2 separate regions of the Homo sapiens genome follow, and region 1 is linked to region 2. Evidence: read pairs that join two places in POLR2A ChIA-PET (ENCODE). Cell type or tissue: A673. All regions are shown on one strand. Each heading gives the region's core, and the rest is flanking DNA. Links, peaks and the distances in the headings are about the cores only. Region 1 overlaps ST3GAL3 (ST3 beta-galactoside alpha-2,3-sialyltransferase 3). Region 2 overlaps ST3GAL3 (ST3 beta-galactoside alpha-2,3-sialyltransferase 3).

Region 1 (6,818 bases), core at 1-5,000, 140 kb after region 2:
CAAGAGAGCTACACCCCAGGGCTGACTTTCTTGTTTACTTTTTTATGATGGAAATTGTCAAGCATATTACGAGTACAGAGGATAATATCATGAACTCCCACGTTCCTGCCCCCCACCTTCCACAGGCATCAACAGGCGGCCAACATTGTTCCATCTCTTCTTTGTCTCATGCTCCCACTCCACTGATTCAAACATGTCTCAGATACCATATATCCCTCCAACCATAAATACTTCATTCAGGCCGGGCGTGGTGGCTCACGCCTGTAATCTCAGCACTTTGGGAGGCCGATGCAGGTGGATCACCTGAGGTCGGGAGTTCGAGACTAGCCTGCCCAACATGGCGAAATCCTGTCTCTACTAAAAATACAAATTAGCCAGTGGTGGTGCGTGCCTGTAATCCCAGCTACTCAGGAGGCTGAGGCAGGAGAATTGCTTGAACCCGGGAGGCAGAGGTTGTAGTGAGCCAAGATCGCACCATTGCACTCCAGCCTGGGCAACAAGAGTAAAACTCCATCTCAAAAACAAAAACCAAACCAAAACAAAAAACTTCATTCATTTTCTCTAAAAGATAAGGACTATTTTTTAAATTATTACACCTAAAAACATGAACAGTAATTCCTTAATATCATCAAATGTCCAGTCCTCTGCTGACCTTTTAACCCTCAATGACTCCTAGTGGGTGCTGTTGACCCTGACCCATCAAATTCGTTACTACTTCTCCAGAGGAGTGATGAGGACGAGGGATAAGTAAAGAGGCAAACGAGTTTCCACATCTGCTTGAATCCTGGCCTTGTCTTTCCTCCAAGTCTCTGTTTTCCCTGTAAAACCTAATTTCATTCAACAAATATTGAGGCACCTACTCTGTGCCTAACAGTCCCTACCCTCAAAGAGAGACAGTGAGCCAGATGCTTAAGTCTTCAAAGAATGGGGATGAGTCGCCCAGGGATCTGCAATGAGGAGGGGCAAGTGCAGATGGCAGAGTATAATGACAGGAGCCTTGAAGGGGCCGGAGGGCTTTAGGGAGTCTGAGGGACAACGGGGTGTAAGGAAGACGCTTCCCGCCTTCAGAGGCTGTGGAGTGTGGAATGTGAGGGAAGAAACGGTCACCACTTGAGAGGGGGTATGGGGGCACTCTCCTTCAGGGCAGCTGGGTTTGTGATTAGCACAAGAGGTTGAAGGGAATGCTCAGAGAAGAGGAATATTGGGAATTTGGCTGATGACTGCGGGAATTTGGCTGATGACTACCTGAGTTTCAGATGTAAAAGATTTGGAAGGTGGAGAAGGTTGACTGGATCAGAATAAGGGCTAGACAGAGCAAGCCATAAGTTCTTTGTAAAAAATTCATTTATTTATTATTTTTCAAAAGATGGGGTTTCTATATGTTGCCCAGGTGGACTAAGCTCAAGTGATCCTCCTGCCTCAGCCTCCCAAGTAGTTGGGACTACAGGCACAGGGCACTGCATCCAGCTCACTTCTCAGCACCACTAAATAGTGGCTGTTAACAGTTATTGGCCGGGCACGATGGCTCACACCTGTAATCCCAACACTTTGGGAGGCTGAGGCTGGTGGATCACAAGGTCAGGAGATAGAGACCATCCTGGCCAACATGGTGAAACCCCATCTCTACTACAAATACAAAAAATTAGCCAGGTGTGGTGGCAGGCACCTGTAGTTCCAGCTACTCAGATGACTGAGGCAGGAGAATCCCTTGAACCCGGGGGGCGGAGGTTGCAGTGAGCCAAGATCGTGCCACTGCACTCCAGCCTGGGCAACAGAGCAAGACACCATCTGAAAAAAAAAACAAAAACATTTATGGTGGTCCGGGCACGGTGGCTCATGCCTGTAATCCCAGCACTTTGGGAGGCTGAGGCAGGTGGATCACCTGAGGTCAGGAGTTCAAAACCAGCCTGACCAACATGGTGAAACCCCCATCTCTACTAAAAATACAAAATTAGCTGGGTGTGGTGGTGCACTCCTGTAGTCCCAGCTACTCAGGTGGCTGAGGCAGGAGAATCGCTTGAACCTGGGAGGCAGAGGTTGCAGTGAGCTGAGATCACACCACTGCACACCAGCCTGGGCAACAAGAGCGAAACTCTGTCTCAAAAATAAATAAATAGATAAAAAATAAACAGTTATGGTGAAGCTCAATGCTGACAAACGCAACAGAGAGGTCACTTGGGGACAAACTCTGATAAGGCTGCTGTCATTCAGCCCTTCATTCATTAAATCAAGCCTTTTTCATCAAAGTTTTCTGGTGAGAGTCCTGGGGTTAGGAAAGGACCCTATCCCAGGTACAGTCTTCCCCAGAAGCCTCTTCTAGTAATTTTGAAATATATGACATTATTATTAACTATAGTCAAATGTGCTCACCATAAAAAATTGGTAAGTAGGTGAGGTTGGCTTGATTTAATTATTCCACAATGTATACATCTATCAAAACATCACATTCTACCCCAAAAATATGTACAATTCTTTCAATTAAAAAATTAGTTTTAATTATTATTTTTTTTTTTTGAGACAGAATCTCTCTCTGTTGCCCAGGCTGGAGTGCAGTGGCGCGATCTCGGCTCACTGCAACCTCTGCCTCCCGGGTTCAAGCGATTCTCCTGCCTCAGCCTCCTGAGTAGCTGGGATTATAGGCGCTACCATCACACCCAGCTAATTTTTGTATTTTTAGTAGAAACAGGGTTTCACCATGTTGGTCAGGCTGGTTTGAACTCCTGACCTCGTGATCCACCCGCCTCGGCCTCCCAAAGTGCTGGGATTACAGGCGTGAGCCACCGCGCCTGGCCTATTTTTAATTTTCTAAAAAAGATTTGCCATCTCTCCGCAGGCCCCATAGCTCCTCTGATCTGGGAGGCAGGATTTCATCCGCCGCCCCCAGGCCTGGAGAGTAGATTGCATCAGGCCAGGGAGTGACTCAGCCACCCCTTGCTGTTGGACTTCAGTGACTCACACTGCCTGCCCGCAGGGTGTCTATAACCTAGGTGCTTCATGACAAGAAGTGGCTTGAAGTCTGTGGGAACAAGGTCCTTCCGCCAGCACTGAGGAGGGAGGTTGGGAAGCTTAACGGTTTTCCTGGGACGAGGAAAGGGGTATGAAGGTTCTTTTTTCCCTGTCTTGGGAAGGGAGGAGGATGAGCTGTGGCACTCCTAGAGCAGGGTCATCATTACCGTGTAGACACAACTGATTACCAGTATCTGCCTTCAGGTTTCCACAGTCACGGAGTATTGGAGAGTGGTGACGAAGAAGGCACCGAGCCCTGGAAGGGGCAGTAAAGGTTTGAGCAAAGGCCCAACTGATCACTTCATCTCTCCTTTCAGTCCTGGACGCACAATATCCAGCGAGAGAAAGAGTTTCTGCGGAAGCTGGTGAAAGCTCGCGTCATCACTGATCTAAGCAGTGGCATCTGAGTGGGCCCAGCACATGGCCATAGAGGCCCAGGCACCACCAGGAGCAGCAGCCAGCACCACCTACACAGGAGTCTTCAGACCCAGAGAAGGACGGTGCCAAGGGCCCCAGGGGCAGCAAGGCCTTGGTGGAGCAGCCAGAGCTGTGCCTGCTCAGCAGCCAGTCTCAGAGACCAGCACTCAGCCTCATTCAGCATGGGTCCTTGATGCCAGAGGGCCAGCAGGCTCCTGGCTGTGCCCAGCAGGCCCAGCATGCAGGTGGTGGGACACTGGGCAGCAAGGCTGCTGCCGGAATCACTTCTCCAATCAGTGTTTGGTGTATTATCATTTTGTGAATTTGGGTAGGGGGGAGGGTAGGGATAATTTATTTTTAAATAAGGTTGGAGATGTCAAGTTGGGTTCACTTGCCATGCAGGAAGAGGCCCACTAGAGGGCCCATCAGGCAGTGTTACCTGTTAGCTCCCTGTGGGGCAGGAGTGCCAGGACCAGCCTGTACCTTGCTGTGGGGCTACAGGATGGTGGGCAGGATCTCAAGCCAGCCCCCTCCAGCTCATGACACTGTTTGGCCTTTCTTGGGGAGAAGGCGGGGTATTCCCACTCACCAGCCCTAGCTGTCCCATGGGGAAACCCTGGAGCCATCCCTTCGGAGCCAACAAGACCGCCCCAGGGCTATAGCAGAAAGAACTTTAAAGCTCAGGAGGGTGACGCCCAGCTCCGCCTGCTGGGAAGAGCTCCCCTCCACAGCTGCAGCTGATCCATAGGACTACCGCAGGCCCGGACTCACCAACTTGCCACATGTTCTAGGTTTCAGCAACAAGACTGCCAGGTGGTTGGGTTCTGCCTTTAGCCTGGACCAAAGGGAAGTGAGGCCCAAGGAGCTTACCCAAGCTGTGGCAGCCGTCCCAGGCCACCCCCATGGAAGCAATAAAGCTCTTCCCTGAGCCTGGCCTCTTTTTGCCTTCTCTGACTTTCCTGGAAGAAACAGGAACCTAAAGCCTTAGCAACTATGCCAAACCCTCGGGCCCTCTCTCCAGTCCACAGAGTCCTGGGTCCCTTTCACTTCTTGTGTCAATGCAGGACCTAGGTAGCCATCCAGAGGCCTCTGGAGCATCTCCTGTATCCTCTTTGCTTTGAGACCAGAGGTTTCAGGGCACACTCTTAGAGGAGACAGAGGCACAGGACTGGAGCCCTAGGACATTGCCTTGGGGTGCCACAGCCCCACCTCTGGAAGGACAGATATTCCTGCAAGCACAGGAAAGATATACTGCTGAGCCCCTGCAGCAAGCAGAGGCTCACAGACCTACCCTACTACTGACACTCCCGTCCCTCTGGGAAGGACATGCCCCAGCCCCAATCATTAGCACAGAGGCACACCCTCTCCCTTCAGCCCTGCTCTAGGTATCCTCTGTCATACTTTAGAAAAGATATCACGTCGCCTTCTTAAGAGTCCTAGAGTCTGATCCCTCTCTTCCCCAGCATCCCCAGGCAGGCCTGAGAATGGACAGACCAGACTGTCGCCTGCACTTGAGGCCATGAAGTGAGCTTTCTGTCACACACTGCCACTGTGGCAGGCAGTAAGTGGGGTGGCCGGCTCCTGCTCCTCTCTCCTGCCCACCCCAATCCAAGACTCCAGGCAGCCCTGGGCTGCCCTCCCACTGGTGAGCCCTAAGGCTGGAGTCCCGGCCATCCCAGGGACCAGCAGCCTCCCACATGCTCCTTCCCACTGTGGCCGGCCTTAGGCAGAAGCCTCCTGGGCTAGGGGGGTAAGGGAGGCCCTGACTGAGGGACAGGTCAACCCAGAAACCCCCTCCATTTCTACCGGAAATAAGGCCACTACCATGCACATGTTCCTGCCTGGATGGTGCCCCGTGGAGTTGTACAGGGCATAGGCTGAATGGCCATAAGTGGTGTCCCTGGCTGAAAAAGCCCCAAGGCAGGTGCCCCAACTGAGCAGCCGGTTGTGGGAGGTGACAGAGCAGACTGCTCCCTGCTTGGCCTCCTATCCCAGGGGGCTCCTGGCACGCCTGCAGCAGCCCCACCACCTCCAGCAGCAGTTCTCTGTGGTCTGACTTCTAGTCCTCACCACCGCGGAAAACTACTTTCACACCAGCTATGGTTCTGAGCCCTGGCCATGCACCAGAATCACCTGTGCAATTTGAAAACTGCACATGTCCACCCTGAAAGTCTGATTTGGGTCTGGGTTGAGGCCCGGATGTGGGTAGTTTTTAAAGGTCCCTAGTGGTTCAGAAGCATAGCCAGGGTACAGCTGGTCCACACACATCCCCAGCACTCTCATCCCTGACCACAGCTTCCAATTGCCAGTTGGTTGACAATTCCCAAATTGCCTTTGCCAGCGCAGCTCTCTCTGCTTCCTTCCAGGCTACAAATTCACCGGCTTCCTGAACATTTCCACTTGGATAATCCACAGGCCCTTCCAACTCAACATGTCCAACACCGAACTCATGAGCCCCTGCCTTTCCTCCCAGGAGCCGGGATGTACCCCTCCCCCAGGTCACCCCGCCAAAGGCACACTTTTGCAGGGTCTACCTACCTCCTCACCCTATCCAGTCAGGCACTAATGAATTTTCAAAATTGCGTGTTCCAGATTGGGGCCTGGCAGCCCCACGCTCCCCTCATGCCCTGCATCAGACCTCATCCTCTTTCCACAGCAGCCTCCACCTTTCTCTCCAACCCCATCCTCTTTACTACAGCCAGAGTCATCCACAAAAAATGCCTGTCTGATTACACCATTCTGCTCAAAACCCTCCCATGGTCCCCAGTGTTAGGATCTTTCCATCCATGTTACTCACCCAGCCCTCAACCCACCTGCCAAATTGCCATAATTAGGCATCTGAAATGCTGCCCTCCAGCTACCTACTTCAAGACTCAGCTCAGATGTTCCTCCTCTGTGACCCCTGCCTTCAGCCCTCAGTACCCACTTCTGCCAACACTGCCCCTGCTGTGCCCCAGTGACTCCCGTGTTTGCAAGTGTGTCCGTACTCCAAGCCCTAAGCAGCACAGGAGGTGAGCTGTGGGGAGACTAGAGCAGAGTCAGATCCTGAAAGCTGCGCAGAGGCTAAGCAACCCAACAAGGCAGGTGAACTGGCCGCTGAGAGAAGAATCGGGTGGAGCAGAGAGCAGCTGCTGCAGGGCAGACAGCCGGACCCCCAAATCTGCACGTACCAGCAGTCAGCCGCCCCACGCAGGGACCGGCTTACCCCTCGCTCCCCGCCCTCACTCACTTTCTCCCGCCCTCGGCCCGGCCTCCCAGCTCTCTACTTCGCGAGTCTACAAACTCAACTCCCGGTTTCCGTGCCTCTCCACCGCTCGAGTTCTCTACTCTCCATATCCGAGGGGCCCCTCCCAGCATCTACCCCCCTCCCAACCTCGGGGGACCTAGCCAAGCTA
Region 2 (5,000 bases), core at 1-5,000:
CCCAATCCTGTCCATTCTCCCTTTGAATTTCATCCGGCCCCCAACAGCCTCACGTGAGACCCTCATTGTCTGTCACCTGGCTTACCACAAAGCTCTCCTGCTAGGTCTTAGCCTCCTTACGCTCTGTCTTACACACTGCCGCTAGAATGGTTTTCCTGAAGCAAAAATCTGTTGATATCATTAATTTTCTGAAAAATATATAGTGTCTTTCTCTACTCTGTCTACTTTTACTCAATAAAATCCAGACTCCTAACTTGGTATTCAAAACCCCATCTGGTCTGCTTTTCTGCCTTATTTTCACTGTTTCTCCCTCTCTATATTCCTCTCCACTTATCAGTCCCTCTTTTACTTCAGCCACACTGTCATCAACGGTGATGATGCTGATGATAAAAACACTAACAGCAGCATGTATTGAGGACTTAACTACATGCCAGGCACTGTGTTCAGTGCTTTATGTTAATTTGGACATCTAATCCTCATGACATGGCCTTATGAGGTGGGTTCTATTAATGGTCCACCAGTATGGCAAATATGAACTTGAAACATCTTTAAACATTTTTTTTTCAAAAGATCAGTGTCAAAATTCGTTTGGCAGTAAAATCTGACCTGAAATGGTATGAATGTATTTATAGTCCCTTTTAGCATAAAAATTCATTTCATAGAAGAAATATTAATATTTAATTACAGGATGCTGCCCCAAACCTCATAGGGGGATGTTAAATAATATATGGTTTGTGCAGTATGCTGCTTTCCTAAAATCTGAACACTTTGGGATTCTAATACTATCTAGTTTGAGGGGGCTCAGATAAATTTTGAACTTTGTGTTACTCTTTTTACAGATGAGGAAATTAAGGCTCAGCAAGATTTAAGTAGGTTGCCCAAAGTTACATAGTGGGAAAAACAGTGGAGCCCGGATTAGCACCATGGTGGCCTGGTTCAAACGCATGCCTTGTCTGCTGTGCTGCACAGGTCCATGCCACCTGCAGGTCCCTGCCCTCGACCTCTTCTGGGTTGCTGGCTTTCTGCCCTCCCTGTTCTCCCAGTGCTCAGCCCTGGCTGACTTCCCTTCCATTCCTATTCACCCAGGCTGGCTCCTTTCAGTAGCAGCCTCCATGCCTTTACCCCCTTGTCCTCCTGAAAATGTCCCACTGATACCAAGCTCTGACCAAGTCTGCCCATCTTGTCTCTGATTGGGCTGTCTTTCATTTGAGACTCGATAGAAAGGTGAATCACACTCATCTCCCAGTTTCAGACTGTGCCCTATTCAGTACTTGGCAATATTGCCTTTTCCATTTCCTTTATCAGCTTCCTTTCCTGTTTCTAGAGCAGCTGTACTAAAACTTTTCCCATCCCCTGAGCTCCAAACCTTATATACCATCTTACTCTCAGTTTCAGCAGCACATGCCTAGTTCCATATTCATTCCACCTGCTTGAGTCGTACACACAGGGGTTTGTAAGCAGTGCCACCCTTACACTGCCCCCACCCCCCGCAGTCTTAGAGGGCAGCAGCTGGTAGAATTCCAGCTACTCCCAGACTTCCTGATGTCCCTGTGAACGCTGTTGCCCTAGGGGATGTCCTGCCCCTGATCTGCACCCAGGTACCTTTTGTCTCCTGGCATGACATAGCAGTTTCTTCCTCAATTTCATGGTGACTCACTTTTTAAAAATAGTCTTTGATGTGTCAAAGCCTTTTTATGAAGGTCTAAATAGATTGTATGGACTGGTTCCCTTTCAGTCACATGCATTTTTACCTCCTGAAAGAAACCCTACTAAATTAGTTAGGTATGATTTTACCTTCCTGAAACCACACACCCCTCACTTTCCATGCTTCAGTGCCTTTCCATAGCTGTTCCCACACTACCAGTACAGCCTGTCCTATAAGGTCATCTCATACCAGCTTAAGTACTATCTCCTCCATATCTTCCCAGTTTCTCCCAGCCAAAAATTCTCCTTGCATCTAAACGACAGGCCAGGCGTGGTGGCTCGTGCCTGTAATCCCAGCACTTTGGGAGGCCGAGGTGGGTGGATCATTTGAGGTCAGGAGTTCGAGACCAGCCTGGCCAACATGGTGAAACCCCGTCTGTACTAAAAATACAAAAATTGGCCGAGTGTGGTGGCACATGCCTGTAGTCCCAGCTACTTGGGAGGCTAAGGCAGGAGAATCGCTTGAACCTGGGAGGCAGAGGTTGCAGTGAGCCGAGATCGCACCACTGTACTCCAGCCTGGGTGACAGAGCGAGACTCTGTCTCAAAATAAATAAATAAGTAAGTAAAAATAAACTCCCATAGCAACTTCTCTAGAGACTTGTAATATCGTTATTTGAATCTCTCTATTATCTCTCTGATGGTTCAAAAGCTCTTTGATGTCAGATACCATGTCTGATCTTTTCATACAGTCTCTCGAGCTTAGTAAGAACTCTGTATATGTTTGGTAAGTTAAATTAATGAAAGTTAAGGAGAAACTTCTTGACATAAGTATACTGCATCAACAGCTTCCATTCACAGTTGAGTCTTTGCCATCAAATTGTTGTACAGAAATTGTTTCCACTGAAGTTACAGATGCTCCCCAGTGAATAATTCTGTGCTATCTTTTCAGCCATCAGCTTCTTCTGCCTCTTTGCCACATTGGGATACTCCTTGTGATCAATTCTCACCTCCTTTGGCTTTCTCTGTCCTGCTACTCCTGTCTCTGATTATTTCACTGTTTTCTTGTCCATATTATCACATCCTCCTAAATTAATGATGATGTTTTTTCTCCTCAGACTTTTCTTTTCTCTGTTTGTCCGCAGGAATCTCATTTACTCAGGTTTTGTTTGGGATTGGGGTTGGGAGGGAAGAAATTGAGGGACTAAGACTGGGGGGGTTAGATCCCTCCAGGATCTAAACAGTTGAGAGACTAAAAAACAAGAAACAGGTGGCGACGTGAACATTGAGGTATCAGTTCTGTTAACAGACTGCTAAACCTCCCAAGTTAAGGGCTCTTTCATAAAGCTAGATTGGAGAAGAAAGTTGAGAGCTGTGGTCCAAGTGGAGCCTCTGCTTCTGAGCTTCAGACCCTGTGGAGGAGACATGTGTTGCTCAGATCCAGCCTGGTGGCAGGTTCACCTCACACAGCCATCCAGAAGGTAGAGGCCTGGATGGTGCTGGAAGGTGAGGTGAGGCCGCTCAGACTGCAGACAGCTTCAATGTAGCAAGAGACATGAAGAGTATTAACTATAGGCAAGGCCTTCTGGGAACTGAAGAAAAACCAAACCTCAAGGCCTCATGGAAAGATGATCCATGGGATAGCTGGTTTTCACAGAGACTGGAACAGGGAGAACATTTTGAATCTAAAGTTGTCTTGCTGCCCTCAACAGCAGGGTTGTGACTCTTGGCTCTGATGCTCTGCCACTAATGTGGGCGCTAGGGCCCAGCATCTAGCGCAGCCTACAGCATCCAAGTCTCTACACTTCTTTGTCTGCTTGTGTCTCCTACCAATCCCCCAACTGTCTGTACTTCCCAATTTAAATTCCCAAAAGAGAGACCCTATCTGCCTCTAGGTGGATGAGGAGTCTATGGATTACCTTCCCTTGAGCCCATGGGCCAGTTGTCAGTGGCCAGAGGGGAGGAAGGGTCATGTGGTTAGGATGCAGCCTACTTTCCATCAAGCAACAGTCAGCATCCATTTGCCCAAGCCCAAGCTAGATATCATTCTCTTCCCTTCCTGTCTCACTCATGTCCCATCAGTCACTACATCCTGAAGTTTTCCCTTTTAAGCATTTTTTTTTGGCATTTCTCCTTTTTTCTCTATTCCCATTGCCATCGACCCGGTTCAGGCCACCATCAGTTCTCACCCAGAGGGTTGCATGAGTCTCCTCCTTATTGATCTCCCTGTCTTCAGTCTCTCTCCCCTAATCTACCTTTTACTCAGTTGCCAGAATAATCAATTTAGTTCCCACATAATGGCCCAAGTTTATATTTAAAAATATAAATCCGACTCTGTTACTCCCGGGGTTTTAAGCAGGGCTTCTCATTGCTAATGAAATAGAACACAGACATCTTTCTGCGGCCTGTACACCCTCCTGCAGATGCGGCTCCTGTCTTCCTCTCTGACCTCGTTTTCCCACCTCCTGCTTTCTGTGCTCTGTGCGCCAGCAACACTGACCTTCTGACTTCTTCTTTAGATGTAGCAGGGCTGCTGCGCTTGCTTTTCCTTCCGCCTGGAACTCTTTCTCTTGATCTTTTCTTAGCTTGCTTCTGTCTCCAGGTCTCAGCCTGGGTGCCACCTCCTCAGAGAAGCCTTCCTGAAACACCCTGTCTAACACTGCCTGTACCTCTACCCTTGGTCTCCGTTACATGCTTTAATATTCTTCGTACTGCTTATCACTGTTCAGTATTTTGTTCATTTCATTTGTTTGGTTGTTTTGTATCTCCCTGACTAAAACAAAAATTCCTTGAGAATAAGAACATTTTTGTTCTTACTCACCACTGTATTTTCAAGCCTAGTGTGTCGTAGTTTCTCAGTAAACATCTGTTAAACTGATAAACAGTGAAATCTCCCTTGTTACTGTTTTTCCCACGGCTGTGTCTTGTGTTTAGCTTTATATGTATTTTTATTTTACCTGTTAGGTTGTGAGCTACTTGAGGGAACAATTTTCTTTTAGTTCATTTTTACGTCTCTCAGGCTTACACATGGTAATTGGCTGAAGATAAGTATACCCCAAAAGGTAGCTCATTTGCTGCATAATTTGTGCTCTGGAAACTTGTCCAATGGCAGAAAGACTGAGCCCTATTCTTCTTCATACTCCCTTTAGATTCCTTTTATTCCACTTCGGAAACCAGACACAGGAAACATCTGACTATAATAAAAGATTGCCAGTAAATTCTAGGTTTCCTCATTGAACAAAGTCATGTGCAGCAAGGCTGTGCTGTACTTTGGTCTGGAATTCAGTTTGGTCACTTGTATGGCAGGCCACATGGCTGCCTCTGGCCTGGGAGCCAGGAACAGCTGGAGCCTGGGAT

The links. ChIA-PET counts read pairs that join two places held together with the same protein. Peaks named below come from ENCODE experiments on the same cell type or tissue, not always from the same donor. Only the 100,000 strongest peaks of a DNase experiment are listed, where the experiment ranks them.
Region 1: POLR2A ChIA-PET joins it to region 2 with 5 read pairs; 6 of 35 experiments call an interaction of 5 or more read pairs at or near these places.

What each region holds. Positions count from the first base shown.
Region 1 is chr1:43,926,809-43,933,626 of GRCh38, forward strand. ST3GAL3 (ST3 beta-galactoside alpha-2,3-sialyltransferase 3) reads left to right here. Exons shown (of 12, transcript NM_006279.5): 12 at 3,324-4,351. The coding sequence ends at 3,413. Among named protein-coding and RNA genes, the nearest start is that of ARTN, 3.6 kb to the right of the region's middle. RefSeq lists enhancers at 2,789-3,083, 4,010-4,069, 5,255-5,755, 6,385-6,434. In A673, for the core only: CTCF peaks have their summits at 3,845 (motif pointing right) and 4,049; DNase peaks (open chromatin) are centred at 2,923 and 4,091; H3K27ac peaks cover 1,015 bases.
Region 2 is chr1:43,782,260-43,787,259 of GRCh38, forward strand. The region is part of intron 2 of ST3GAL3 (ST3 beta-galactoside alpha-2,3-sialyltransferase 3); the gene reads left to right. Among named protein-coding and RNA genes, the nearest start is that of MIR6079, 54 kb to the right of the region's middle. RefSeq lists a silencer at 3,051-3,100. In A673, for the core only: no CTCF peak of the experiment used is centred there; no DNase peak of the experiment used is centred there.